Linked DNA regions of Homo sapiens: all the other regions are linked to region 3. Evidence: read pairs that join two places in POLR2A ChIA-PET (ENCODE). Cell type or tissue: MCF 10A. All regions are shown on one strand. Each heading gives the region's core, and the rest is flanking DNA. Links, peaks and the distances in the headings are about the cores only. Region 1 holds the start of C1orf74 (chromosome 1 open reading frame 74). Region 2 has its middle 9.2 kb from the start of IRF6. Region 3 holds the start of LAMB3 (laminin subunit beta 3).

What was found. Peaks named below come from ENCODE experiments on the same cell type or tissue, not always from the same donor. Only the 100,000 strongest peaks of a DNase experiment are listed, where the experiment ranks them.
Region 1: POLR2A ChIA-PET joins it to region 3 with 15 read pairs; 3 of 35 experiments call an interaction of 5 or more read pairs at or near these places.
Region 2: POLR2A ChIA-PET joins it to region 3 with 26 read pairs; 4 of 35 experiments call an interaction of 5 or more read pairs at or near these places.

Annotation. Positions count from the first base shown.
Region 1 is chr1:209,778,999-209,790,146 of GRCh38, forward strand. It overlaps TRAF3IP3 (TRAF3 interacting protein 3), which reads left to right. Exons shown (of 17, transcript NM_025228.4): 14 at 317-376; 15 at 1,472-1,608; 16 at 2,347-2,460; 17 at 3,058-3,312. The coding sequence ends at 3,150. It overlaps C1orf74 (chromosome 1 open reading frame 74), which reads right to left and starts at 5,561. Exons shown (of 2, transcript NM_152485.4): 1 at 5,380-5,561; 2 at 210-4,711. The coding sequence starts at 4,636. The coding sequence ends at 3,827. It overlaps IRF6 (interferon regulatory factor 6), which reads right to left. Exons shown (of 9, transcript NM_006147.4): 8 at 10,669-10,787; 9 at 6,619-9,646. The coding sequence ends at 9,422. RefSeq lists enhancers at 5,266-5,883, 5,440-5,699, 5,884-6,499. In MCF 10A, for the core only: no CTCF peak of the experiment used is centred there; a DNase peak (open chromatin) is centred at 5,663.
Region 2 is chr1:209,809,735-209,820,882 of GRCh38, forward strand. No RefSeq gene overlaps it. Among named protein-coding and RNA genes, the nearest start is that of IRF6, 9.2 kb to the left of the region's middle. RefSeq lists enhancers at 5,825-5,994, 5,971-6,745. In MCF 10A, for the core only: no CTCF peak of the experiment used is centred there; DNase peaks (open chromatin) are centred at 6,337, 6,867 and 7,367.
Region 3 is chr1:209,651,107-209,658,769 of GRCh38, forward strand. It overlaps LAMB3 (laminin subunit beta 3), which reads right to left and starts at 1,319. Exons shown (of 23, transcript NM_000228.3): 1 at 1,263-1,319. RefSeq lists enhancers at 821-2,020, 5,590-6,789, 6,250-6,319. In MCF 10A, for the core only: no CTCF peak of the experiment used is centred there; DNase peaks (open chromatin) are centred at 335, 1,425, 2,045, 4,885 and 1 weaker place.

The DNA.
Region 1 (11,148 bases), core at 2,584-7,583, 130 kb after region 3:
CTTCACATTGTCTTTCCCATGAACATATCTGTGTCCATATTTCCCCTTCTTATAAGGACACCAGTGATATTAGATTGGGGCCCACCTGAATGACCCCATTTTAACTTGATTATCTTTTAAAGAATCTATCTCCAAATAAGGTCATTATTTAAGGTACTGAGGGTTAGGACTTCAACATATATATTCTGGGGGACAAAATTCAACACACAGCAGATGGGAACATATTTAATAACCAAGGTTCTAAGCAAAGTTCTGAAAAGAAAACTTTTTGTAGTAAATATGCTAGCATAGACAAGTTCCTTGTGTTTTCCAACAGGTTTGCTTCAAAATCAATCCTTACAGCTTCAAGAACAGGAGAAACTCTTAACAAAGAAAGGTCAGCAAATTTATTACCACAAATTCTAAGATATTGCTCTTCTCTTACCTGCCTAGAGGCAGCGGGATGGACTACATGACCTCCTGGAGTCCCAGCCAGTTCTGGGAGTCTGTTAAGTCCGGGATGTGTGGGAGCTTTTTAAGGACTGATCATTGGCTCTGAGGACACTTCAACTAGTTAGCCTTCTATCTTGAGGTATATAAACTGTGAAAAAGGGTTTCTATTCTCTCTGAAAGCACATGTCTGTGTTGAACATTTCAATAAATTTATTTTGAACTCAGGATTTCATGTCAATTTTTACACACTTGATTTTCCAAATCACATCCAACTCCCCAGCCCCAAACCACATAGCAGTCCAGAGTCAACTCACTGTTAGCCCTAGAGAGTCTACTGTCCATGTTTCCTGAGAATTCACTGTGTATACAGAGGGGCAATAGCTCCTCACCTGTCCACTACACACGACCTTTTGTTTTCTCTTCACAATCATTGGGCATAATATAATAGATAAGGCAGAAATTTTTATGCTCACAGAGTATGGATAAGAACATGAAAGTCTATGGTGACACAAACTAACAACACAGCTATAACAACAATCCAAAACTTCTGACTCCTAGTCCATGCTCTTTTCACCAAGACTAAGACTGCAGGGTGGCTAAAAAACCATCTTTAACCATATGAAGATAAATTTTAGGATATGACTGCCATCTTCACAACTTTCAAATGAGGACATCAGGGAAAAGGGATTGTATTAAAGCATTTACCAAACTTATTTGACAAACTAGGAAGAATGTGACATACAACCAATGAAATTCAATTAAGAAGTATTCACTAAAACTATCTAGCACTAGATAAGACTGGGGATACAAAGAAAAGATCCCAATCTTGCCCTCAAGGAGCTCAGATTCCAGCTGTCTGTCCAAGCTTAGCAGGGGCCTACTGGAAGTTAACCTTTATGTCAGAGAATGCCATCAGTCTAGCCAAGAGCACGCCCTCCCAAGTTCCCTCCCCTCTCCCCACTCCTAGTGGTTTCACCCTCAGGGCCCTTCCTCAGAGGTGTGGGCCTCACTGTCACCAAGAATCTGGCTGCTTTTTTAGATCAGGCTTTGCCCGTGTGGAGTCCAAAGTCCTTCCCTAACGAAGTGGAGCCTGAGGGTACAGGGAAGGAGAAAGACTGGGATCTCAGAGACCAGCTGCAAAAGAAGACTTTGCAGCTCCAGGCCAAGGAAAAGGAGGTGAGAGGGTGACCTGAGATAGTGAGGGCTCATTTGCGAAATAGCAGAGAAACCTGGGAGGCAGTCAAAAAGCAGGGATTTCAAAGTTTAAGTTGTGAGTGGATAACCACAGACATTCATTTGCCTACATAAAGTGTCTGTGCTTTTGGGCTGACTTGTCAATCTTTTCCCTTCCTTATTTATACCAACTCCTATTCAAGGTTTTATTAAATGATTACCTTTTAGAAAGTCGACCAAAACTCAAACACATTTAATAAAAATATTAACTTCTCAATATGTCGTCCCACATTGAGTATCTTAAGTCTTTATATGTCTCTTAAAGAGTAAAACTCTTCCTTTGTACATACTCACAAACATACACATCCCCAGAAGTATTGATATGCAACTAGCTCCTGGGAAAGAAACTTGTACTAAGGTCACTTCTAGGTCGTTTGTTCTATAAGAACTTCATTTTTCGGTGTCTCTCATTTGCAAAGCACTTGCACGTAAAGTCATATAAAAGAACTTAAATGTATAAAATGTAATACTATAATATGCATTACTGTCAATCATTTAAATGAACACATTCCAGACAATGTAAGACAGTCAAAAGACAAACTCAAATCCCTGAGAATGGCTGGGAAGGGAAGATGGTGGTAAAAATTCCAAATGAGTGAAACTTACAAAGGGCAGTCTCCCCTGCCTGGGCTCTGTCCTAGACAGAAGTGACAGTGATGACTTTGGTGATGTTCTCCCCAGTGCAGAGAACTGCATTCAGAATTAGACAACCTCAGTGACGAGTATCTCTCCTGCCTGCGTAAGCTGCAGCACTGTCGAGAAGAGCTGAACCAGAGCCAGCAGCTGCCTCCCAGAGTAAGAGGGTCTCTCCTTCCCATAAAGCCCTGGATGATGGGACGATTCCTTCTTTAACCAAGTTTTGCACATAAAATATATCAGCCCACGCCAACAACTGGCCATCCTGTCCCACTGTGCTTGGTTTATACTATACTGACATTATGGCAACCATTGAAAAAAACACTGGCTCGTCCATCAAAGCCCAACTTTCACAGAACTCTCAATGCCAGAAGGAAAGACTTACTCTTAGCTAAAGTATGAAAGGGTGTTCTTTTAGCCGATGATAAGCATGGTGGCAAGAACAGAAGGACACAAAAGTACTGGGGAATACAAAGAAAGAATATAATTTTGCTGGGTTATTTTCCACCCTTCATTATTCATATCAGTATTTATATATCTGGTCCCTGATGGATACGGCTCCCTGGGCCAGAGAACATTGGTTAAGTGGTTTTATCCCAAGACAGGTGACAAAATGGGAGACAGAGTAAAAAGCTTTTTCTCCACCACCAACCCAGCGTTTTCCACTGGGCTAGAGTAGGAAGAAGAAAGATTTTTGCCTATATCTTTTCCAATCCACTCATGGCCACTTTCTTCTGTCTCCCTGTCCCCCTACAGAGGCAATGTGGGCGATGGCTCCCAGTGCTGATGGTGGTGATTGCTGCAGCACTGGCAGTGTTCCTGGCCAATAAAGACAACCTGATGATCTGAATAATTTGTGACAACTGCCTTGGGTGAAAATCAGAAGCAAGCAACTCAGCGAAAAACTCAGAAGGTTTGGGTACATTACAGCTTGGGTTTTCCAACTGACTTAGGATTTCTGACTTTTTATTAATTTCTTAACCTACTGTAAATAAACTTCACCTGACCAGATTGTTCCTCAGAACTCTCAGTTTATTCCTGAATGGTGTATTACATTAACAAGTATCACATATTTAAGCATACTGGTGGTCTACTCTCCTCAAATTCAGTTGGAGGCATATAAACATGCAGAAAAGCCCCCAGCCCTACTTTCCTAGCATGCAGCACCCACATAGAGCAGGTATATTTACAAGGTTACCATGCAAGAGTGTTTGGCTTGTCTTCCATCACCCTGCTTTTCCTCTATCATCTCCTTCCTTCTATCTTTTATCCAGTGAAAATGAAAACATCTCCACTAAGAGGACTTCCTAGTATAGAAATGGCAAGTATGTACTATCTACCAATTTGCTACTAGCACCACCATTACCTATTTACATGCCCTTTGCATTTGTGGCCAACTGATCTACAGCATTGTGCCTTAGTGTATTCAAGACACTTGGAATTGGCAGTTGAGATGATTATTTGCCATCCCCAACCTAGAGATGATCATTTACTGAGTACCTTCTATATGGGAGGAGAGTTAAAGTCAGAGGGCCACAGCCGGCAGTGTGACTATCTCAGAGGAGATGCTGAGATCAGCAAAGTCATTCTGAGTCCTAAATCGGGTTCTGAGGTCCTTCTCCCAGGTGTTTAGAATGTCCCTCAGGCCTGGGAACAAACTCTCTGGGACACTAAAAGAATAGAGCAGGATTGGGGGTTGACCTAGCAACCATGAGATCCGGGCAGTGAATACTCGTAGTGGAGTCAGAGCTAAGCAGTTGTCATCTCCCTGGTTCAGGTGAAAGGTATAGGGAACAGGATAGCCCAGGAGGATCCCAAATACAGTACACAGATTCCAGTCTGAGGAATGGAGCCTGCTGTAGGAGACTGCTAGAGATAAGTCCCTCTGCAGCCCCTGCAAATGTGTGATGATCTCAGCCACGAGGGCCTTCAAGTCCTGAAGCTGGTCCAGGGAGCAGACAGAAGGGTGACGCTGGCAGCTGGAAACATCCACAAAGGCTATGGTACCAAGCAGCACCTGCTCCAAGTGCTGACATACATGCTCAGGACTGACAATCAGGCTGTTTTCTCCAATCTCAAGGATGTGAAGTCCAAAAGTCAGGAAGCCAAGCCCCTTCAGCTCCTCCAGATAGCTCTGGAGCTCTGATGCCCCTGCACAGTTGCAATCATAGAGCACAGCTGGCTTCAGTCCCCGGGCCACAGCCAGCACCTCTCCAGCTAAGTGAAGGCAGATGGCTTGGGGTGGACTCCGTCTCTTTCCCATGCCAAGGGTCTGCTGAGCAGCTGCCACCAGCAGCTGAGGGCTCGGTGATGACATGAGATCTAGAAGCAACATCAAGAATGGCCTCCTTAGCTAGCCCGAGTTCCCTTCCCTGGGTGGCATCTTTCAGCCAGACACTTGAGGAGGGGCCTAGAAACAAAGCAGGAGCAGGGAATTATTAACAGCCTTCCTGTTAAATCGCGGTATCTTCCAAAGGTTATTCTGTCCCTCCCTGCTTTGAAATGGCGACCCAGCCCAGACAAGATAGTTTCACCGATGCTGCTTGATTTTTCTGGTTGACTTGGTCTCCCTCAATCATAAATTCGTGTGTTTTTCTAGCCTTATAGCTAGATTTATATTCCCTCTGGCTTTTATTCTAAATTTCACCTGTTGCAAATTACGTTCTCTGGTTCAAACCGTAGGGAATTTGGGGCAGAGGCGGAGGCGGGGCAGTGTTTGGCAAAATTCACAGCATTTCGCCCAAAAGCCCTTCTGGGACAGAGCTCCAAGTTCCAAATGTATCCTTTCCACTGACAACTCCCCTACTCTTCCCGCCAGAGAATAGTTATAAGAATAGTAATTTGATTAATATACACCAGAATGTGGACTAACAACCATCTCACCCTGACACATAAAAATGAATGAATGAAATCCACTAGAACTGCAGAAGGGTAGTATTTTAACTTCTGCTGGCCCCGCCTTCCCTTTCTGTCCGACATCAAGGACCCTCGGAAGATGAGATTTCTCCGATCCACACACCCCACACCAGAGCATGTTATAGTGATTTGCTAAATGAGGCATAAGTCTGTCTCACATACGTTCTTTTTCCACGTCCGCTACAGGTTCGGGGGCTCAGAAACTTTTTGCGGCTTCCTGCCTGCTGCCAGAAAGGCAGCTAGTCCCCCACGCCCAGCCGCAAGTAACACTGGAAAACCCGCCTGCGCTGGGAAGACCCTCGCAGCCCGCTCTGCTCCAGTCCCGCAGGCACCTTCTTGCGCATGCGCACCCACTCGAGTGCCGCCCTCTTTCCCCCCATTCCGTGACGTCATCCAGCCGCTCGCGCGCCTCGCGTTAGAATCACTAGCTAGGCAGCCTTACTGCGCGCCGGAAGTTTGGGCCACCGTGCGGCCCGCCCTTTCCGGCCAGACTGAACGCGGCCCCATCTGTCGGCTTAGGAACTGGGAAGGGCGGAAGTAAACGAGAAAAGGCGGAACCTGGTGAAACTGGTTTCCCGCTGCTGCCCTCATTTTGCTTCGCCGAACGTCCTCCCTGTGTTATGACGTCTGGTGTCCCACTTGACTGGGAATCCAGAAACAGGGCACACAGCAGTTAATAAACACCTTTGATTTGTGTCTGTGGAAATACGTTTTGTCCAGACGAAACATACCTCAAGACAACATATTTTGCAGAATAGCCTCACCTGTGGGTGGTGCTGAAACGTTTTAATTTTTTTTAACTTGACTTCCCTAAATCCTACATTTGAGAGGCCTACAACAGCTCTCTAGGGAGGGTGTGAAGGTGTGAGTATTCACTTTGAACAAATATGTGCCAGTCATGCTGCTAGGCCCTGGAGGTACTGCAGTGAGCAAAACAGACAAAACCCCCACTTTCATGGGGCTTAAGTTCATGTCTACTGAATCCAGTTTGCTGATTTCAAATAAGAAATGAGAAGTGATGACACAGAGGCTTTCCAGTCAGGTCATTACAAAGAAAAAGTGTTATTTCACGTAAGAGTTAACACCTTTTTAACTACCAGCGATTTGACCCATGCCACGAAGGGAAAGGATTTCTTGAGAAAACCCCAATATCTAAGGAAATGGCCCCAATTTATTTATACTTGGAGCAGGACAGAGATTAAGGGAACAGTGGACACCTACACTGGAGTTGTCACTCCTGGATCTATCTTGGTGGTGCCTTCAGTCCATGAAAAGTGAATTGTACAGTAAAGATGGGGTCAGCATGGGAGGAGGACCAGCTTATAGGAGTTACCAGCCTAAGGCTGTCTGGTTCTTAGCTCAGAGGGAATCAGAAGCTGAGAGTAGAAAGTAGTCTTCTAATTTTAGAACGTTTTCCTTCCCCGCATTTATTTAATTTTCCCATGGTGGTTAACAGTAAATCCCTAAAAGACTGATTTAGTTCATTCATTTATTCCAGCAACAAATATTTGAGAACACACTGTGTCCCAGACACTGTTCTAAGGACTGGCAGCGAAGTCCAAGACAAACAGTCCCTACCTTCAGCAAGTTTGCAGTCAAGCAGGATGCGGATGCTGAGCATTACAAGGGAAATGATTATTCTGAGAGAGGAAGTATGGGGTGCTATGGGAACATACAACCAGGGACCTAATTTTATGGGAAAGGGACCAGCCCAGATCCAACACTTGCTCTCCCAGTTTACCTCCAGTAGGTTCTTTTTAACTTGAACTAATCTTGTTTGGTGGGGTACACAGTGAGGAAAAAGAAGAGCTAGTGACAAAATCTAACTCCCTTCTCAGTCTTAAGCAAGGTGAAGGCAAGGGAGTAGAAGATATCAAGGGAGTGAGTGGTGGTAGCCACCAAAGGAGATAGCAGACTGAGGCCCTAAAAAAAGAAAGGAAATCTAAATCTATCCAGCAGGACCAGAGAAAGAGTGCTGAGGGTGATTAGATGGAATCCCTGCATGTACTCTCCCGGCATTCTGAAAAGAAGCCAAAACAAGGAAGAAACCGGGGTATCTAGTTAAGACCTCACAAATCACTCATCCATTCCTCTGACATGTTCATAAACTTTTTATAGTGGTTACGAACCAAAAGCTTGGCATTTCTTGGCACTTTTCCAATACCCTTTACCAGCTCACATTATCTGGGCTCCCACCCAGGCTACAGATAGCCTGGCTGTTAGCACTTCACAGAAGGGATATAGACTGGCCCAGATTCAAGAGCTGCCCTTCTAATTTACCTACAGTGGGTTTTTAACTTTGAGTTCCCACGTAGAGATGGGGCAGCCAAATATCAAGCCCAAATCCCTCACTTCACCTACTCAACAAAATGACCCCCAAAATGTAAAGTTTCTGTGCCTTTAATGCTTCCCGGTCCCTAAAAGCCCAACTTTTCCTCGAAGCTGGGCACCTGACCTTTAGCCAGGTTTCTTAATCTTTTCATGCTTTTCATAATAGCAAATTCCACTAGGTCTCTTAGAAACTCTAAAACCAAGGCTTAAGCACTTTAAATAAATAAGTCCTCATGTCACCACTGATTTTGAACTTTTAGTTTTTAAAATAAGGCTAGCTCAACTTTTGAGTCATTTTGAAAAGTTGGAGATGGCCTGGTTTAAAGGTACCAGACTAGACATGGGCTTCCTTACTATGTCCCGACACAGACAGATAGGCATCACTATTCAAGAGGACTGGGGCTTGCAACCACAGATTAGCATCTTATTTGCCATTTAGGTCCCAGATTGCTTGAGCCCAGGAGTTCAAGACCAGCCTGGGCAACATAGCAAGACCTCATCTCTACAAAAATAAAAAAAAAATTAGCCAAGCATCATAGTGCACGACTGTTGTCCCAACTACTCAGGAGGCTGGGGCAGGACGATTGCTTGAGCCCAGGAGCTTAAAGCTGCAGTAAGTGGTGACTTGCCACTGCACTCCAGCCTGGGCAACAAAGCAAGACTCTGTCTCAAAAAAGAAGAGAAAGCTGAAAGGGTTAGAGACTCAGCAGATGTTTCTAGATAAGACCAGTTTGTGACAGATACAGCTGCATTGTTCTATACCACTCTTTACCTTCACTGTTCACACTCAGATACCTCCACTAGTAAGGGAGACAAGCAGGTTCGTGCTAGGTGAGCCTTTCCAGAAGAGTACTGCCCAGCCCTTCTTCATCCCAGCCTTAACACACTCAACAACCCATTTCTTCCAACTGCAAAAAATCTAAATGATACTGTCCCTTTTGTAGTCAGAGAAGTACATCTTAGATCCCCAGCTCAGTCTAGCTCAGAGAAGAAAACAAGAAAAATAGAGCTCTTTCCTCTTAAAGCTAACACCTGAGTCACATACTGTCACCTACCCCCTCTCCCTGCCGCCCCCCCAACACACACACACTGGTATTTGAGTGGTAATAAGGTAAATGCCTGACAACCTATTCTTCCACAGAATCCCTAGGCTTTCTGTGTCAACAGCTTCCCTTTAGAAGCCAAATTTGTGAGCTTTCACTCCACAGGCTGGGTGACTTTCAGACTTTGGCACCCATTTCTATTTAGATATCAAGCATAGTTTCTAAGCAACCAGCCAGCCAGCTCCTCTCCCTCTCACTTCCCCCATCAGGGAGCCAGCTTACTATACTAGCAGAACAGGTCAAACAGAGCTCGATCCTGGACAAATCAGTGCTTGAGGAAACTTTAACAAAACCAAGGAAAAATGTGGTACAAGAACAATGCAGAAGGATTCTGTTCCAGGCAGTTTAGCCTTGTACAAGTAGAAGAAGGTCATTGAGTCCGTTCTAAAGCTGGATGCAATTTCAGGCACTACTCCAATCTCTTCACTTTATAAGCAATAAATCTGAAGCCCAGAGGTTAAAGGACTTGTTCAAGGTCACATTGGAAGCAAAGCTGCAGCTAGAACTTTGGTGTCCAAACTCCCAGGCCAAATCTCCTTCTACTATGCTATATCATACTACCATTAGGAGATTTGAAAAAGAAAAGCAAAGTCTGAAGGGTGATTTTTCCATAAATTAAATCAGCTTTAAATCTAGGCATATTTGGAGAATCACAAACTTCTAACACTGTTAGAGAAAAGAGAGATTTAAAAGCTGGTTAAATCTAAACAATAAAAAAATCCATATGTACAATATTATAAAAAAGAGAAGGAAGAAGATGGCATTCACAATTACTGGGGAGGCAGGGCAGGGGGCAGTTGCATGCTGGGGGTGGGCTGCATGGGCTGCCAGCTCTCCTGGGTTTGAAGGATGCGGTACAGCTGCTTCAGCTGAGCAACGATGTTATCCTTGATGTCTGGGGTTGAGATCTGCAGGCGGACACTGCCACTATCAAAGGATCGTGTGAAATCACCAGAAAACATCTCGTAGATCATCCGAGCCACTACTGGAATGACCTGTTCAGGACACAGAACACAGGTGTATCCTCTGAGGAAAAGGTATTTTTAAATAGCACAATGGACCCAAGATTGAAGGACAGACCAAAGAGGCCCTGAGGAAGACCCCATTCTGATGTCTAAATATAGGATATGCCTTCATCTCTCTGGACCATCCTTCTGCCAAGGCTCACTGTGGAAGTTGGTTCAAATGAAGGTAAAGAACCTAGATGTAACATTACATCACAGGCCTAAATAAATGACTGCTTACTTTGCAAGACTTTTTACAAAATATCATCTATTGCTTGCCTTGCTACACAACTCCAGGGGCAAAGCCCAAGTGGCCTTGCTGCCACTTCCTAGAATAAATTTATATTCCTAAAAGTAACTCAAAAGGTTTTTCTAAGAAAGGCTGGAAAGGGCCAGGTATCGTGGCTTACACCCATAATCCCAGCATTTTGGGAGGCTGAGACAGGAGGATCACTTAAGCCCACGAGTTCCAGACCAGCATGAGCAACATAGTGAGACCTCATCTCTGCTAAAAATAAAATTAGGCCAGGCATGGTAGCCTGTGCCTGTTGTCACAGCTACTTGGGAGGCTGAGGTGGGAGGATCACTTGAACCTGGGAGGTTGAGGCCACAGTGGGCTGAGATGGTGCCACTGCACTGCAGCCTGGGCGACACAGCAAGACCATGTCTCCAAAAAAAAAAAAAAGTGCAATTTACATTGTGTGTGTGTGTGTGTGTGTGTGTATTTGTGTGTGAAGAAAACCTGGAAAGGGTCATATCCTGTGAGGTTTCAGCAAGACTCTAAGGTTAGTAAGAGAATGAAAGATAAGATCTCCACTAAATCAATCACCCATTTTAAGGACCCTGCCTTTTCCAGCATGAGTCCTACTGCACAAACCTGAGTCTGTTACCCCATCTGATGAGACTGAAACCTACATGGGCTGATGGATGCTTGATGAGGGCTCAACCCAGACCTGGGGGCTTAAGCATTGGCAAAAAGATGAAGAGTTGTTGACACAGCCTTATCTTCTCACCTGAACCAAGATGAGTTTCCTTTCCAATGGTTTCCCATCTGGCCATTCTTCCCCAAAGCATAAGTAGATCTCAAACGGTGGCTGCTTCTCTATCTGTCCTTTCTGGTGGGCAATGAGATCTGCAGAAAGTGGAAGAGCAAGTTTGGTATACTGGGTCATTCCACATCCACTCAACAAATACCATCTTTTATGCTGTCCATTACAATAGCCACTAGCCACATGTGCTCACTAGTTTTAAATTAATTAAACAGTTCCTGGGTCACATTAGTCATATTTACATGCTCAATAGCCACATATGGCTTGTGACAACCATACTGAATAGCACAAATATATTGAACAGTACAAATTACAGAGGGTTCTCTTGGACATCATTGATCATGACTTGCAGTTCAAACCACATTGTAAAAAATTGACATCACGGTGCTTTCCCTAAAACTGCCTGCTTGAATTCACCACTCAGATAATTCCCAAAAGAATATG
Region 2 (11,148 bases), core at 3,797-8,796, 160 kb after region 3:
TTGATAATCAGGTGCGGCATTGCTGACTCACTAGTGAGTCTGAGTTTCAGGTAGTGGGACGTACATTTCAGCACGGGGGCCCTGATTCACAGCCACAGGGAATGAGGGAATTCCCCTCTCCTGTTCCCAGTCAGCTCTCATTTGGTAGGAAAGAGTTTCTTTTTCCACCCAGAGACTTTAAACTCTACAATATCAGACATGTGACAATAAAACCATGAACCCAAATCCCACTCTCTTCTTGGCAGAGCAGAAAGCGTGGCAACTGGGACTCCTCCCAAAGGCTCCATACAGTGGAGAGTTTAGTGTTACTGGAGTTGGTGATAGCAAAGAAGCTGTGCACCTTTGGTGGAGTTGCTAAAGAGTCAGGTAGGGACATTGCACTAAACAATCCAATTCTGTGCTTTCAAAGGAAATCAGACTCCAACCTTCCTTCTGGAAGGCATTCTGGAGCCCATCAGGTCTACCCTCACTTTTCTCTTGGCCCTGGCTTATCTCTGTCTCCATCCAAGTATCTTAAAGCATCAGGGCCACAGGTGATCCTAACACATTGCCTAAGCCACAGCCTAAACTGAATGCACTCTGGTTGTTGCACTCTATAATGGCCTCCAAATTCTAGAATCACCAAGATGGCAGGAAGCATAAAAGAATCTCACTTTCCAATCCAAGCAATGGCACAGACTTTGGCTTTGGACTCTAGAAGAATTCTCCACCAAAGTGTTCAGAACATCTTCTGAGTCTTTCCATAGTTAGAAGACCCTTTTTATCCTTGAAGCAAGCTGAGCACTGGAAAGTGTTCTCAAAGAAGCAGTTTTTTTTATTCCAAACTTGGATCTCTATGGGAGGCGAAGGAGGAAAAGCAAAGCCCAGGAAATTATTTGGAAGTAAGCTCCCCCTTGGGGCCCTCCCTTCATTCTTCTGCCCATTCATTCCAAAGCTTGAGGGTCCACTTCCCATCTTCCCCAGCATGGAGAGCTTTCTCATTGGCTCTGCAGACAAAAGAGCTGAAGAAACTACAACCACCATGAATGTGAGAGTTCAGAGTTCTGATTCAAAGCTGCTTCCCCATTGAGACAAAACAGTGGCCGGATTTTGGCTTCATGGTCAGCACCAAACAACCTATCCTGTGACTCTATGCTGCTTTGAAATGAGATAGTGGATATGGACGCTCTCTGAAACAGGTGGAGTGCTGTGCAGATGGAGCGACCATCACTGCTGTTATCTGCTCTTTGTTTCCTTTGTGTAGATAATTCTCTCCAGGCTTCAGTCAAGCCCTAAGGGCAGCAAGGTGCAGGCCAGACAGGAACTAGCAGAGTGTTAGGCTCAGTTTGAGCTACAGAGCACTGGACAATGTGTCGATTTCAGAAAATGAAGACTCCAGGAGTACAGAATCTTCGGGGAGCAGTGTGGCAAGAAGCTGGATTCCTGTTCAATATGAGTGATTAACCAAATGTGCTTTTCTCTTCTCCCACCCCCCACCACCCCAGATCACCTCAGGTGATCAATGACAGTGAAGGAATTTTTTTAAAACATATTAATCTATAAGGTTAAGAGATGACAAAAAGCATGAGAGTCGAGATAAGAATGGATGAGAGAGCTCAACAAAAATAATAGGAGACAAAATATTATTTCAACAAAAATAGGATGTGTGTGGGGGCTGATGATTTGGTTATAAAGCTTTCAGTCCTATTTGGTTAAATCTTAAAGCAGATTTATATACTATTTAACGAAAATATTATCATTACTTGTTTTCAAGAAAGAAGAAAGAGCACTTGGGGAGTCAGGAGACCTGGGTGTCAGACTATTCTCTGGCACTCCATGACAGCAGAGCTGCATCAGAAAAACTAACTGTGATTTGGAATGAGTCAAAATTTGTCTCCAGTTTCCCGTCTCTCATTTCCTAACTGTCCAGGCAGTCTGAGCCTCAGTTTACTCACCTCCTAAATGAGAATGCTGCCTATTTCATGGGATTGACAATAGGATTCAATGAAATAAATAAAACAATACCACATCTTAGAAAATATCATTCTTCTCTATTGCTGCATCCCCCTCCCCAACTCTAGGCAAGGATGTGGCACAGTTCAGGGCACCTGGTATTCACTTAATTAAAACCTGCAGTGTTACTGTGTATTTGTTCTTGGGACAGCGAGGACACAAAGTATCTCTTCTCTGCTGATTGGATTAAGAGCAAGGCCCAAGTGTGACTCTCAGAGCCTAGTGAAGAATTCCCTTGAGGAGATATGGCTAAGGGACAGGGAAGACAGGGTAGAAACCAGAAGTTCTTTGACCAAGTAGCAGCCCCACCCTTCACCCCTCCACTGTCAGAATGTTCTCTTCATGTAGTCCAATGCTCAGCCTCAACCTATACTGGCCTCCTATCCAATTACCCTGGCCTTCTGTGGAAAAAGGTAAAGATGGTTTCCATGGGGAGTTCCACTCTCTTGAGTGGCTCTGGACTGGCCAGGGAAGGCCTAAGGACTACCTGCCACACTAATTTCTCCACATTGCCTAAAATTCCAGTTGCATAACATTCAAAAAGGTGATTCTATCTGGTCCCTGCCCCAGACACTGACAGCCTAAACCCCACCTCAATTTCTACAGCTTGAATCTCAGCTTTGTCCAAGCTAAGCTTGGGCCTAAGAAGTGGCTAGATGCTACAGAGGGTTAGCCCAGTCAAAGAAGAAAGGGGAGATGTATATATAAATAAGAGATTTTCAATAACAATCTCATGTAACCCCTGACCAGGAGAGCCCCAAAGTCAGGAGCAAATAGGATTTTGGTTTTTCTAAGACAGACCAAGACCAGGGCCCTGGGTCTACCTGACATGAGACACAAACATCATTCCTTCATTCACCCTTCAGTAAATCTTTATTGAGCACTATACACCAGAAGAATCCCCACCCTTTTGAAACATATTGTCTCCTGTTCCTATGAAAGCCTTCTGTTTAAACTTTCACATATGTGCCCTTCTGCTATAGTGACTACCTCCCAACTCCCAGCTTTCAGCCCCACTCCAATCTATTCTACAGCCCTCTGTGAGCTCCAGTCCCATCACTGTCCTGCTCAAAAACATTCTGTGATTTCCTAATGCTTACTGAATCAAGAAAGCTTATTCCCTCATCCAACAAATGCTTATTGTTTATCTACTATGTGCCAAATTTCTGTTCTAGGTGCTGGGGACACAGCAGTGAGCAAGACAGACAAAAATTTCTGCCCTCGTGGTGCTTATATTCTAGCTGGGGAGACAGGCAATAAACAAGTAAAGTATGTAAGTCCATGGCAAGTTCTAAGAAGGACAAGGGGGCAACTGAAAAAGATTAGGAGGGGGTGGAGTGGATCCAAATTTTACGTGGACTAACCAGGGAGAAGATGACATTTGAGTAGAGCGCTAAGAATGTGATGGAGTCAAGTGGGTATCAGAGGGAAGATTATTCCAGAAAGAGGGCCCGGCAAGTAAAAAGCCCCAGGGCAGGAATATACTTGCCCCACTAAAGGACCAGCAGGGAGGCCAGTGTGGCTGGGGCAAGGGGAGAGTTGGAGGTGGGGCATATGAGGTCTGAGAGGTAACAACTTTTACTCTGAGAGTAAGCGGGAGTCACTGGAGGCTTTTGAGCAGAGGAGTGACGTAGGTAACTTGTTTTGCACAATTAATCTGGCTGCTGTGCTTAAGCTAGAAGGTAGAAAAAGGTCAGGCAGAGAGAGACCAGTTAGAAGGCCCCTCTCTGGCCCTAGCCTACTTTTCCAACCATATCTTCTACCATTTTGCTACCCTTCAACCATAATAAATTTGTCTTCCTTGAATATGCTTTGCATCTGCTGATCTACCATCTTTAATGAAGTTGCCTCCATTTGGAATATTAATAACAACAGCTGGAACAATAGCTACTGCTTAATAAGCATTAATGACCATTCAAACACTTTTCATGGTTATCTAAGTTCATTTACAGACATCTTTTTTAATGTTCATATTTTGTTCCCATTTATTGAGAAAGCTGAGGCTTTTTACAAATTGTGACCAGCTGGAGGGCCCCGTGCCCAATCAAACATAGGATGTAGAGCCATTGATGGCCTTTTGGTCTCAAGTGGACCATTTCCATCTTTGAGGATCTTCACATGACCCTCTGAGTATTTTCTCAGCAGAAGTCTTCACAAAAGGAGAGGGGAATGTTTAAGATGATCCTTAAAGTTCAGTAACCATTTTCTAGATAGAAAAGGAGAACCAAAAAAAGCATTTCAGGCAAAGAGGATAATATTATAATAGTTCAGCAGTACCTCATGGGATAGTCAGGAAACTGCAGTTTGCTGAAGTGTAGCATTTGCAGGGATCGATTAGGCAGGAAACAGAACTGGAAGGAAGGCCTTGAATGTGACATCAAAGAGTTGGACTTTCTCCTCTTTACAGTGAGGGGCATTGAAAAGTTTTGGGTAAAAAAACAAAAATATTGTTTAGGTTGGGCAAGGTAAGAGTGTCTAGAAATGGTGAGGACTGTGGCTACCTGGAAAGCGTGCTTTCTTTCTAAAAGAAGCAGCCACTAAGCTCTGGCTGACGGCTGCCGGACAGAAATACAGGTCCAATGTTGCCACTGGGAAATCTAGATTTTTTATGTAAAATCTACTAATTTTTTATACATTTGCATTTTTTAACTTTTAATTACATGAGCCATATAAAACACCCCACAGGAGCTGCCATTTGGGGGCTTCTTTCCTGGAGTATGAATTAGCTCCAAGAGGACAGAGGCTTTGTCTGTGCTACTGTGTTCTCAGGGCCTCTCACACACTAGGTGTTCAACGTATCTTTGCTAAATGCATGTGTGTGGGTTAGTGATAGCATTTCTATTTTATTCTTGAGGAAACTAAGGCCCATAAAGGATAATCCCCAGGATCACATGAGAAGTGGTCAAGCTCAAGTTCAAGTCCAAATCCCTGAACTTCGAAATAGGCAAGTGGATTTGCAAGAGACATAGAATAAGAGTAGGAAGAGTGCTTCATCAGACCCTTCTATCGCCCCCTATCCCAGGGCTGCTCCCACATGTTACCAATGTCCTGTGCATGACTCCACCCGGTTTTCAATCCCCTGGGAAACTTTTGATCCTTCTGAGACTGTTTTACCCCTCTTATTTTGTTCAGGCCCAAGAATCAGAGACAAGGCTGCCTACACACCACCTGTCCCTCCCCAGCACAATGACATCTGCATACTATTGAGCTGCTGCTAGCAGTAGCAGTTTCTCCTGGGCCTTTCGAATCCAAAGAAGGACCCATCAAGACTACGCTGGCCAGGTGCCTTGCCAGCTTAATTCCCTGGGGTAGCCAGGAAGCTTCAAAGCTCTTGTCTGCTCTAGTTCACTATTTACAAAACACTATGAGAAGAGCTGGGCACAGCTGCTGCAGAATAGAAATGGAAGGTGGTAGGGAAACAGTAGACCTAGCAAAGGGGTATTTGAGGAAATACAGTACCAGCACTGGAGGCTTCTAAAATAAGAGTCAGTCCTTTGAGTGGAAATGGCCAAAGTAAATAAATAAATAAATGTTTTTAAAAGTAAAATAAGAGTCATAATTTCTACTAAGTCCTACTCAGTTGAAATAAAATAGATACTTCCTTTCTTCCTCCCTTCCTTTCTCTCTTCCTCTAGTTAGCCAGTTACTCAATAAACATTTAATAAAGAACTTCAGTGTTCCACATTCTTCATAACTGCCAGGTAATGATTTAAATGGTGCCCATGAGCTAAGTGTATGATACTTAATTCATGCACTTCTGATTTATTAAGAAAGGAGAAGGAGGGAAGGAAACACTAGCATGTTTTACCAACTATGGCTATTCACAGGGGGAATGTTGTTATTGTTCTTGTTCCCCAATACAAATCTAAGAGTAATTTACCTATGTTAGCTTTTCTGGAATTGTTCCAGAATCTTGCGCTTTGAAGGAAAAGTTGTGGCTGCGTATTCTGCCCCTCTCTGTTTGGAAATCCCCTGCACAGCTTTGCCAGCTACTCAGCTTGGTTCATCAGGGGATTTTTTAAAAATTTAGTTTTTAAGAGTTTTATCCAAGGTCTCAAAGCTGGTAAATGGTGAGTAGGAAGTTGATTCTGCCCGATCTGTCTGACTCCATGCCCTTTCTATTAGGTCATGAAGGGGAACCTGAGGATTGGAGCTTTGGAATGTTAATCTTACCCAAAGGCCTGAAGTAATACCCCAGAATGTGAACATGTGTGACCATCTGCCTGTCCTGGGGGTGGGAAGAAGGCAGCATGCTCTATCCTTGACCCTGATTGAGCCCAGGGGCTGAATCTGGAGCTTTGGGGCCTGGGAACCTCTCTACCTGCGTCAATGTCTGGAGGCCCTGAGAGTTTCGCTCAGGCTCAGAGCAGGCATCGCAACCTCCCAGTTACTATTCTGTGCTGTGGCAAGTGCCAGCTTGTCCTCTCTTCCCCACCCAGCCCGGGAAACCGGCAGCATTTCTAGTTCAGGCCCAGACCCGTCCTGGCAGCCTGGATTCCACTGCCTAGGCAGGAAGCTCATCTCAGCCCAGTGACCTTTTCTCTCTGTTTTTTGTCACAGAGGAATTTCCATGCCAGCAGTATGGGGCAATGGGGGTGGGTGGCCAAAGGTTTCCCCCTTAAGCCACAAGAGCCATGGAGTGGAGGTAAGCTAAGCAAACAGAGGAGGAAGGATGGGAGGGAAGGATCAGGAAGATTTAGAGAGTCCATTCCTCAGGCTGCTTCATCCTCAAATTCCAAGGTAAATAAAGGTGTTGGGAAGGATGCACTATATGTCCAGCTGCCCAGCCCTGAAGATCCTCCCCCTAGAGAACTGAGACAGGAGTTTTCTCACATTCCCACATGCAGGAGGGAAAGAGGCTGGGCCTGGGCAGGTCTAGAGAGTTCTGTTCCCCTGCCCCAGGGGAACACGCCTAGGCTTGCTGACCTCTCAGGTAGGAGTCTGTCAGGTTGGAAGCTGGGCCTCTCATTGTGTGTGTGTGTGTGTGTGTGTGTGTGAGAGAGAGAGACACGTGTGTGTGTGTGTGTGTGTGAGAGAGAGAGACACGTGTGTGTGTGTGTGTGTGTGAGAGAGAGAGACACGTGTGTGTGTGTGTGTGTGTGTGTGTGTGTGTGTGTGTGTGTGTGTGTATTGGGGGAGAGAAGCATATAGGATAGGGTGGCCAGATTTAGCAAATAAAAATACAAGATGCCCAGTTAAATGTGAATTTCAGATAAACAATGAATACATGAATACACTAAACAATTATTTGTTGTTTATCTGAAATTCACATTTAACTGGGGATCCTTGATTTTACTGGCAATCCCAATAAAGGGAGTCGGGGCTTGAGGGAACTGGACTGAGGCTGGCACGCCCATTCCTTTGCCTCTCTGATTTCAGTGAGGTAGGGCTAATTCCCAGACATATACCCCTGCCTTGACCTGCTCCTAACCTTGAAGCCAGAGAATCCCTTAGACATTGGCTTTTCAGGGCATACACGGGCCCCAACCCACATAGCTAGGGCTCCTTTGACTTCAGTTCTCAAACTCCAGAGACTTTCATGACAACTGTTAATGCTCCATCCTGGAGCCCCTTTGAAGATGAAAAGCTCTCCTGAGAAGTGGAGTGCTCTGTTGTTGTAATTAACATAATTAAAAGCAATTTGTCTCATAGTCCCATAGGAAACTGGGGGACTTCCCTTCTTGTATGAAATCCCCACCACACTCTCCCAGGAGATGGACACCACTTCTAACCCAAGCCTAGCCCCAGTCCCTGTTCCCACCCCATTCTGACTTAGATATAGAGGTTGTTTCATATTTTTTGTTTGTTTCACCTTTCAGATGATTCTTCATCAAAACAGGGCACCCAGATCTCCAGACACAGGACCCCATCTCTCCTGTTTGTGTCTGCTTTCCTGGGTTGAAAACACCTCGTGAATGGTAAATCCCAAAGCTTTACCATTTCAACCTTAGCTCTGCACCCAGTCAGAAAGGATGTCCGCTGCTGTGGTCTTACCTCTCATCCCACATGCCCTGACCACTAGAAGCAAATGCTTCCTTGATTCCAAGAGTCAGGCTGTGGCTGTGCAGAGTGACCAGGCAAAGAACATGTAAGCATTACTCTGCTAAAGCAGCTTGGTCATGCAATGGTAACCAGGGTAGGAAAGTTCATGTCCAGAAGCCCTGCACAGAGTCTGTTGTCTTAATTATTTCTAGGAGTGCATCCTTCTGCATTCCCCAAGGAGATGATAAACTCTTCCACAGAAAGAGCTGCAGCATTTCATTCCCCAGTGGCCCAGCATAGAGAAGATGTTGTGTTACTAATTGGGTTGGGCCAAATTAATCTATTCCTGATAGGCCAAAGAAGCATCTCTGTCTCTTTCTGGGTTTCCAGGGCTCTTACCAGACAGCTCTGGGGTTTCCTGGCATACCTACAATGTGATTAGAATTTGGCCTGTTGTGATTGTCAAAATGGGCCAGGCATGGTGGCTTATGCCTGTAATCCCAGCACTTTGGGAGGCCGAGGCAGGTGGATCACTTGAGGTCAGGAGTTCGAGACCAGCCTGACCAACATGGTGAAACCCTGTCTCTACTAAAAATACAAAATTAGCCAGGCACGGTGTCGGGTGCCTGTAATCCCAGCTACTTGGGAGGCTGAGGCAGGAGAATTGCTTGAACTCAGGAGGCAGAGATTGCAGTGAGCCAAGATCATGCCACCACACTCCAGCCTAGGCAACACAGTGAGACTCTCTCTCTCAAAAAAAAAAAAATCTAGACTATGATCATGGCAAGTTAGCAAGAGGCTATAAAATTTATCTGTCACTCAGAATCTATTTTTTAATACCTTTATGTTGGTTGTGCTTTAGATTCTCTTGGAAAATCATGAGAGGGAAGAGCCCTAGAGTGCAGAGGAAAGCACTCTGAGGGCTTGGTCTTTAAAGTTTGCTCCTCTCCCCGCAACATACACACACACACACATCCATGCATCCACACACACGCACACCTTCATCTGGGAGCAGCAGAGCTAGCTCTTCCCCACCCATTTTCTCTTTCATTCAGTTTAACTTAATAGGAACTGAGGCTTAGACAGCAAATAGTGCTCAATAACAATAATCATAGCCCGAATTGAGCATAACTGACCTGGCCTCTTTGAGATTCAGGGTTACCAGAACATGTCATTAAGGGATTCTCTGACAGAGGCTCAATGACAGACAGTGGTGAAAAGCCCTCTGAAATAGCTTCACCATGAGAGAGGAGACTCTGGACGGGTGACAGAGGGCCTAGAACCCATCAGACGGGGAGTTGGTTCTGGAAACAGCATGCAGCTGACACTGACACCTCCTTCCAACCCATTCACCTGACCCTATGGGACTGCTAGGGAAATGGCTAGCACTTGTGAACTGAAGAGTTTGGACCCTAAAGAGCTGTGCCATTGACAGCTAGTCCTGCATGGCAGACATGAAGCAGAGTATCACAAGTTACAGGGACCCGGGAAAGAAGAAAGGGGAGAATGGGGGAGAATGTCTGCTTTTGCCTCCTGGAACACAGCCAGATTTCAACAGCAACTACTCAAGATGAGGGTAATCAGGACTGACCCTTTGGACTGGGTTAGCATTTTTGAGAGACTTGGCCAAACCAGGGGAAAGAATGGACTTCCTACTAATCTAACCCTATAGAAGCTCAGCCTCACTGAGAATCCCACATTAAAAGAAACTCAGTCCTTTTCATTAAAGACTGAAACACAGAGACAACTTTTAAGAATGATTATTCTTAAAATAGCATATCCTACTTAGGAAATAAACCTTAACTATCTTTTCTTGGGAAAAAAAGTCTAGAGTCTTCACTTTTTAAATCAGGAATACAGAATTCTCAGGATTTCCTTTCCTTTAATGATTTTTAAAGTGTTTTTGTTTCTTGAAGAGCCAACATGGGTTTGAGGGTATATTCCTGTGTGGTTGAGAAAAAAATTTCTCTTTGTATTCCAGCAGACAATGTCCAGACCTGGCCCAGGCTGCCCTCATCTCTCTTAGCACTAGAACCTGTCCTGTCCCAAATACATTCACCGTCATCTACCTTAGCCATCAAAGGAATTACAGTTACAGTTACTTTAGGGCTGGAGAACAAAATTATCCAACATTTATCTGGCTCCCAAATCCCTAATTGTGTCTTCAGATAGAGCTAGAGGAGCTATTAGTTAGCAGAATAAGGGCAATACTATTCCACTGCATTCAACACTGAATTACAACCAGTTTTGCAATCTGCCTTTGTGGAATTTCCAGTGCAAGAATTTATAATAAACTCATGAAAGGACTCTTTATTTTTTTTTTTTTGAGGTGGAGTCTCACTCTGTTGCCCAGGCTGGAGTGCAGTGGTGTGACCGTGGCTCACTGCAACTTCTGCCTCCTGGGTTCAAGTGATTCTCCTGCCTCAGCCTCCTGAGTAGCTGGGATTGGGATTACAGGCACACACCACCACATCTGGCTAATTTTTGTATTTTTAGTAGAGACAGGGTTTTGCCATGTTGGCCAGGTTGGTCTTGAACTCCTGACCTTAAGTGATCTGCCTGCCTCAGCCTCCCAAAGTGCTGGGATTACAGGCGTGAGCCACTGCACCCAGCTGAAAGAACATTTTTAGTTATAAATTTTATTTCTAAAAATTTTAGTTCTAGCCAGAATGAATGCTTAACTAAGAAAGTAAGAAGAAACAAAAAAGTACAAGAAAATGATAGAAAATCTTGTTCATGAGAAGTGGGTATGGTTGTTAAAGTAAATATGAGAAAAGCTGGTGTTTTAGGGGCTTCACTGTCTAAAGAAGAAAAGCTGCCCCCAAAATGGAAGGTAAATAACTGCCCAAATAAAACATTAAAATCGCTGAAGCCTACCACACCAGATGTAATAGTCTCAGGGGTTAAGGCTGGGATGTCAAAGTTACACCAGGGAGTGATTTGGTAACAGCCAAAAGGCAGAGAACATTGATTTGGGCTAATAGGCAATTATAGACTCAGTTTCATTCAAGATTGTAATTCCTAACTGAATTTTTTTAAAAAGCAGGACCACAATCTGTACCCTTGGGATTTTTTACCCTTATTTCTCCCCCTCCAAAAATAAACAAATTCTTGTAAGCCATCACATAAATTAATCAACGGTGCTCAGAAGAGTCGTGATTTTCTTGGGCAAAA
Region 3 (7,663 bases), core at 1-5,000:
CACTTGGAGCAGCAGATACATTTGTAGCTTGGAAAATGCTGGAGCTCTAGACCCTTGTCTCAAGTGGCATGTGACTCACAGGGTGCCCTGGGAAAATCCCATCCCTTCCCAGACTCCAGCTTCCTCCTCTAAAATGGATGGGAAGGAGTGTGGACCCTGCCCTACCCCACACAGCCGTAAGGACAACGTGGGGAGCAGGAAAAGGCTGGACCCTTTGCAGGAGAAAAGCTGTAGAAAGGGCCAAGACCTAGTTCCAGCCCCAAGAGAGAGGGCTGGCTTTTCTCAGGGCCTAGACCAGCAGCCTCAACCCAGCCCCGCCCAAAGTGAATGAGTCAGAGTGGCTGACGGCCTGGAGGCAAACCTTCTCCTGTCACGGGCATGGCCTCCAATACCATTCAGGGCCACTTTGAGTTTGAGGCTCTGTGCCCACAATTCTGGGATGCAACAGGGAGAGATGTATGGCTGTCTTTAACAAGTGAGTGAGGGTTTCTTCTGAAAGGGAAGCAACCCAAAATGTCTTCAATGATGGGCTGGGGCTCGACAAGAGGGGTGGGGCTGGGAGGCCACAAAGCAGGGATTCTGAAGGAGGCTGGGGAAGGATGCTCGAAAGCCACCGTGGGGTCCCAGAGGCAGGCCTGCCTTGTGGAAACATGCCCCACCCTTGCTCATGCAGTGACCCTTCTGCCTTGAATTGGATGTTCACTCTGTTCCAATGACAGCCACAAACTCTTTTGGCTGGGGTGGAGGGCTGGGGGCTTGGCAAGGCAGGGGCGGGGGGGGAAATTGAGGACATTTCTGGCATCTTTAAATTATAGATCCTAATGCTTCAAAATCATTCCTTCCAATCCCTCTCCTAAAAGAGTCATGGGCCCAGGGAGGGAACATGTGGCCTGGGGTCCCACAGCTAACGATGGCCTAAGAGAGACCCATCTTCTGACTTTCATCCAGTGCTTTCTCAGCTTTCCCACCCCTGACTGAAAATCCCCCTGCAAGTAGGCATTCTGAGCCAGGCCAGCCCACCCTTCTCACTTCTCTTTTGTGCTCAACCCCGGATCTGAACCTGCTTTCTTCTAAGCCACTGAGGTGCTTATCAAATGTGAAAAAGAAATCAAAACTGTAGCAGACATTTTAACCTAGCTCACCTGAGTGAGCTCCCAGGAAGAGGAATAAATCAGGCCCTGAAACCAGGCCCCAGGCATCCAGAGATACAGTCCTCCTCCCGCATCCGGCCCGCACCAGGCAGGTAAAGACAGGTAACATACCTTGCTGTGTGTTCTGCCGTTCTTTCTCCAGATCGCCTGAAAGCTCCTCTTGAATGTGGGGGTCTCCCCTCCCGGCTCCAGGTTTTTAAACAACAGCCTCACCTCTGGAGACTCCCTGGCTGGGTGTAGCCCCACCGCAGGGCGGGTCTCAGGAATCTGGCAGCCGTCACACCCATCTGTCGTCACTGCACCCCCACCTCCCAGGACGGGACTGGGCAAGTGGGTTGGTCGGTCCGTCCCAGAGTTCTTGTAGTGAGCTCCACAATGCCCACCTGCCTGTGGGGGCTGCAAGGGGCCCCTCAAACAGAAAGCACAAGGCACATGTAAGTGATCATCAGAGACCAGAATTCACAGGGTGGGGAAGGGCCCTTGCATTTGTGCCAGGCAATGAACTCAGCATTTTCCCAAAGCCAGCAGGGGTCAGCTTCTTCTTGTGACCTGGACCACCCCAGACAGAAGATCAGGCAGAGAACACAAAGATTAGGGCTTATATAGAGAGTTAAAGCTCCAGACATATCACCGGGCTGGAAGGTGAGAAGACTCAAACATCCAGGACCCTGGAAAGCACCATTCCCCTCCCCAGTGAAAAAAAAAATGAAAAATCCCAGCTTCTTGGGGCATTTGGAGGATCCTTAAAAGGCAAGGTTCATCAGGAAGGATTCAAAGCTCAACTCATCCAAGGAAAGCTTAAGAGAAATGAGCAGAGTAACTAAATGGCTCGCCTCCAGCTCCCTCCACAGGGTTGGCAGGGAGCCCTGGGACAGGTAGCTGCCTGTGAGTCACTCCTCCCACCTGTGGGGAGGGTTAGTCTCCTAGCCCCTCCCTCCCTAGGCAGGAATGCCCGCCTGGAGGGCCAGAAAACAGACCTGACCACAAGTGGTGGAAGGAAAGGCTGAAGCATAGCTTGACTGACAAAGTCAAAACAGACTTTCCCTGGCCTCCTGCCAGGCCTGAGAACACAGCTTCTTTTGTGGGCTCCTTGCTCAGGGATCCTGGGCTTCCAGCCACTGTAAATGGAAGTGGCAGGTCCAAATTGAGAGGCTGGTCTCACAGGACACTCTTTCCCCCAGGTTAGGGTCAGAGAGCTTTTAGGGAAACCTGGAGGGTCAGCCAGTCCATATCTTGGCCCTGGAGAGCCTGCACTGGCACCGTTTTGGAATGCTAGGACCTCAAAGCTACTATTTAAAGGAGCTTCTTAACTACGATTCCACTTTGTTAGTGTCTCCTAAACAGAAAGTTCTCCACCATTGGAGGGTTATGTCCAAGAAATTGGCTTGAAGACCCTTAAGGGGGAAATGTAGAATTTTGTGGATTAAATTGGGCATTTCTAACCCTCAGATTCGAATTAAGCATAAGTTCAGGTAGGCAGAAGAAATAGTGTAATTAGCAAGTGGGCAGTGAGTTGTTGATGTAAGTTGATGCATAATTGATAGTCCAATAAATGTTAGAGTCTTGCCCCCTGTAAGCATTCCAGTGAAATCTAGCTCAACTCAGCAAGTAAGGTCAGTAGAAGCAGTGTCCCTTCAACACAGAGAGACCTCCCTCAAGTCCCCCACCGAGAAAGGTCAGCTCTGACTCTGACACACCTGTGTTTTCAGTTCTCCCACCTGGTGGTCTCTTTCTCTCCACTTCCCCAACTCCCTGAACTCAGAGCGCTCATGAAACTTTCGCCCTCTGCCCATCACCAGAGGATGTGACAAAGAACTCATTAATAATTAACTCAGCAGAAGAGAGCAGGTGTTGCAATCCCAGATCCTCAGAGGAGAAAAGGCAGGGCAGGTGTGCGGTGGGCCTCACCATGAGTAGCTGGGGCCCCTTAAATCCTCCTCCTCCTCCCTTTATCTGAGGCCATGAGCCCAGGTAAATACACATTCGGTGTCTCAGACTTCACAGGCTTGGGCAGGTCCTGGAGTGGTTTGGCTTCGCAGGAGGGACATGCCAATTGCTGTGCTTGGCTCTCCCCTACACTCCCGGCAAAGTCCAGGAAGCTGTTTATGCAGACCCCCAAGAGCAGCCCAGCCAGCCTCACTCCTGAGGGACACTGATCATTTCCAAGTGGGGATCCAGTCCCCCAAGAACTCCAGGGCTCCAGGCACAAGCTCTGGAGCTTCAGAACCCAATTTGTTCAGTCAAGTAGCCTAAAATAGAGCCTGAGGCCAGATCAGGGTCCAGCTAAGATTAAAGGGGTGTGGTACTGTGGCTGGAGCCCCTCAGCCTCCCCTGTGTGCACACCTTTCCTCTCTCCCTGCGCCCATCCTCCTACAACAGAGCACTTATCTGCCCTAGAGCCTTGACTTATTAGAATGTGTGCTCAGGAAAGTGGCTAGTGAAGTCATCCCAGACTTCAGTATCTTTCAAACCTCATCACTCCATCAGCAAATTCGGTCAGCTCTGCCTTCCAATAATAATCAGAATCTACTTCTTCCCTCCTGGCCTGAGCCTCTTTTCCTGGGACGTCTGCAACAGCCTCCTCACTGATATACAGTCAAGTCCCAACACAGCAGGTTATGCACCCCGAGCTCAGAATCTTCACATGCCCCTATCCCACTCAGGGCCAAGGCCAGAGCTTTTTCAGAGTCTAGGGGACCCTACACCACCTTCCTCCCATTACTCTTCACCTCTACTACAATGGCCTCTATCCCTGTCTTAGCTCAGGCTTAGGGCTTTGGCTCCAGCTGCTTCTGCTGCCTGGAACGGTCTTGCCCCTGGATATCTACAAAGCTAACTCTCTGACCTCTTTCAAAGTCTTTGTTCAGATCCTAACTTCTCAATGAGGCCTATCCTAAACACACTATTAAAATTACAGCCAACTTCCCTGCCCCATCCCTGTCCCCCATCCTAACACTCCTAACCCCACCTACCCTATATTTTGGTGAGTTATTTATTTACTTATTTGGTAGGGGGGCATCATGTACCAGCTTCTAACCAACTATATAATTTATCTGCTTATGTTTATTTTCTGTCTCTTCCCAACTAGAATGTAATATCCAAGAAGGCAGAGATTTCTATCTTATTCACTACTGTTTTCCAAGTGCCTGGCACATAGTAGGTGCTCAATACTTGTGGAATGAATGGATCCACACTAAAGTACAAACAATTGATACAGTTCAATGCATCCCCTGTGCCGTTGATGTGTAGTTGCATTCTCAGAGGGGACAATCCAGGCTTTGGGCACTGGGATGGATTACTAATAGTGGAAATTCCTGTATCAGCCAGAGTGCGGAGGTCTTTTTTGAGGCACCTATCTCCAATTACAGAAATGTCACCATATTGACAGAGGCAGTCTCCTTCTTTGCCTGCTTCTCAGTCATTCCTGGCAATGTCTCTGACAGGGTGTGGGGGTGGCATTATAAGCTACTGTGTCTATTATCCATCTGTCAGGCTCAAACCGTCCAAGTCGCTAGGGAGATCAGCCAAGATCTGATCAATCAGAGATCAAGGGATAGGGAACAAAGGAAGGAGAAAAGGAGGAAGAAAAGGAGAGAGAAGAGGTTCAGGGGGCATAGGAGAACCTGGTCCAGGCTGTGACTCTCAGGTGTTGGAGGAAGGGGCACCAGGTGACTCAAGCTCAGGCCACACCTGAATACAGTGAATCATGGCTGAGTCCTCGTCTGTGGGACAGGGTGGACTCCAGGAACGGCCCTGGGGATTTGCCATGTGACTAAAGCTTGCGTTGCCCTGCACTACAACACAACTGCTCAGCTGTCCAGACAACTGGTCACACTCTTCTCTGTGCCTCCCCAGGAACCAGGGAGAGAAAGTGGGCCTGGTGTGTTACGGAGGCACAGATAGGAGCCCAGCCTCAGGAGAGGGGAGGCTAAGCAGGACAGAAGTCGCCTGTCATGAGTGACTCTTCCATAGCCCTTCTCCTCTCCCCACCCTCACCTATCCAACCTGAATGTTTACCCAGTGGACAACTGTGCATGCAGCTTGAGCCCGAGGACTGGGAGCAATCAGGCAATCGGCCTAAAATCACTACAGCTGATATCTGCTGAGTGCTTGCTGTGCCCAGGCACTGTTCTGAGCCCTTTGCATGTATCCACTCACTTAATACCCACCACAACTCTGTGGGGATAGACAATTATCTTTATCTTGCAGACAAGGAAAATGAGGCACATTTTCGATAACTTGGCCTTGGCTAGTAACTGGGGATTTGAGCCCATGCCATTTTGCTCCAGCACGCATATTCTTAACCATTACACAGGGCCAAAGATGGGCCATATCACCTGAACTCCCAGAGTGCACCCTGGCTAATCCTTGGCCAGAGTTCACCAGACTCTGGACCTCATGTCTCCCAATGTCTAAAAACTCCTCTTTGTTGGCCAGGCGCCGTAGCTCACGCCTGTAATCCCAGTACTTTGGGAGGCCAAGGTGGTTGGATAACTTGAGGTCAGGAGTTCGAAACCAGCCTGGCCAACGTGGTGTAACCCCGTCTCTACTAAAAATACAAAAATTAGCTGGGCATGGTTGTGGGTGCCTATAATCCCAGCTACTCGGGAGGCTGAGGCAGGAGAATCGCTTGAACCCAGGAGATGGAGGTTGCAGTGAGCCGAGATTGGGCCACTGCACTCCTGCCTGGGCAACAGAGTGAGACCCTGTCTTAAAACAACAACAACAACAAAAAACCTCCTCTTTGTGCCCTTGTTCCAAACCTAGGAGCACTGATACTGTCTAGGGGCTCCAGGAGTGACACTGATGCTGTAGAGACATCTAGAACAAACCCCACCAGGTGCTACCTCCTTATTTGTTTTCCTTATTGACAACCTCTCTTCTATGGGCACAGATGGAGAAGGTGCTGGCCTCCAGTTCTTCCATCTCAGAGGCTCCAGCACATACCAGCAGGGTTTCCTCCTTCATACCAACAGGGGTGGCTCTGACTAAGGACAGGAGCACGCCAGGAGGCGTGGACAGAAGGTGACCGCAACATTCTGGTGAGCTGACAAGGTGAAGCAGAGGACGTGACGAGAGGATGACACAACTTCCCCTTTGCCAAAGGAAGGAGATCCCCTGCCCTGAGGTCAAGAGCCTGGGCCACCTCACAGGCTACAGCTCCTTCTGCTCTGTCTCCCAGTGTGCCCTCCAAATGGCCCAGCCCTCCTGAGGGGTACAGCCCAGTACAGCCTACAGCCTGGTGGAGCCATATGCTGGCCCATGGCTGGCTGGCTCCCAGAGAAGACAGAAGAATCTTTTCATTCTTACCACCTCCATCCCCTCCCATATTTCCTGACATTCCTCTGGCAGACAGGCTGGCCCATCGCCACACCCCCTCCTCTAACCCCAGTCACCTCTGTCTCTATTCTGTGATTCTATTTGGTCATTGACCTCTGGGGATTAGGTTATTGGGATCTAAGTCCGACCTTTATGACCTTTGGATAACATTTGCCATGTGTAGTTGGCCATGTGGCCATGGTCCAGCCTCCATGAGAGGAGAGAGACATACAGCTGTCTGAAGGGGCACATAGCCACGTGGCATGGTGGGTCTGACAGGTCGGGAGCTTCTGGGGAAGAAGAAGGGAAAGCAATGGCTGAGAGCGAGCTGGGGCTTTTGTGTCCTGAAATCTGCTCTTGAAGCTCTCACAGGGCTGCCCCACAGGACTTTCAAATTCTAAATATGATCCCTGAAAGGGCTACTAGACAGACAAACTAAGTGTCCTAACACGTAGTTTAAATTGGCATTAGTTTAAATTGGCATTTGATGGCTGAGTATGGAGAAATAAGCACCTTGTGGTTTGATGGGGAAGAGAGAATGGGTGCGTCTGGCTTCTTGTCTGGAATCAACACCACCTAAGGGCTTTTAATCAGCACCTGCCCACAGCGCCTGTGGCTACACCGGGGTATGTGTATGGACTTGACCGTAGCTCTGCTCTGCTACTCAATAGAATTGTAAACTTGGGCAAAATCCTCTCTGAACCTCTGTTTCATTATTTATAATTAAAGGTATTAGATTCTAATGGTTCTTACTCAGGCTGCCCCTCAGAATTACTTGGAGAACATAATATATCACATACCAAGACCAGGCCTCACCCAGAGAATTATTCACTGGCAGACGGGCAGAGACATATGTTTTTCAAGCTCCCTAGATGATTCTAATGTGCAGCCAGGGTTGGGAAACACTGAAGCCCCCTCCAGCTATAAGATGCTGTGCCCTCAGGGTGGGGTGGTGCAGGACAGTTGTTAAAAGCCTAGACTTGAGAGATGAAGGCTCAAGTCCTGGTTCTGCACTCACTATCTGTGTGACTTTGGACAGCTCGTTTAATCTCCGATAGTCCCATTCCTGCAATGGGAATAATGACAAATCTACCTCATGGATACTGTGAAGATTAAAAGAAACATGCATAATTGTCAGCAAAGTGCCTGGCTAGGGCCATGCTCTACAAAGGGTGTCTGACCCCATGTGTGCT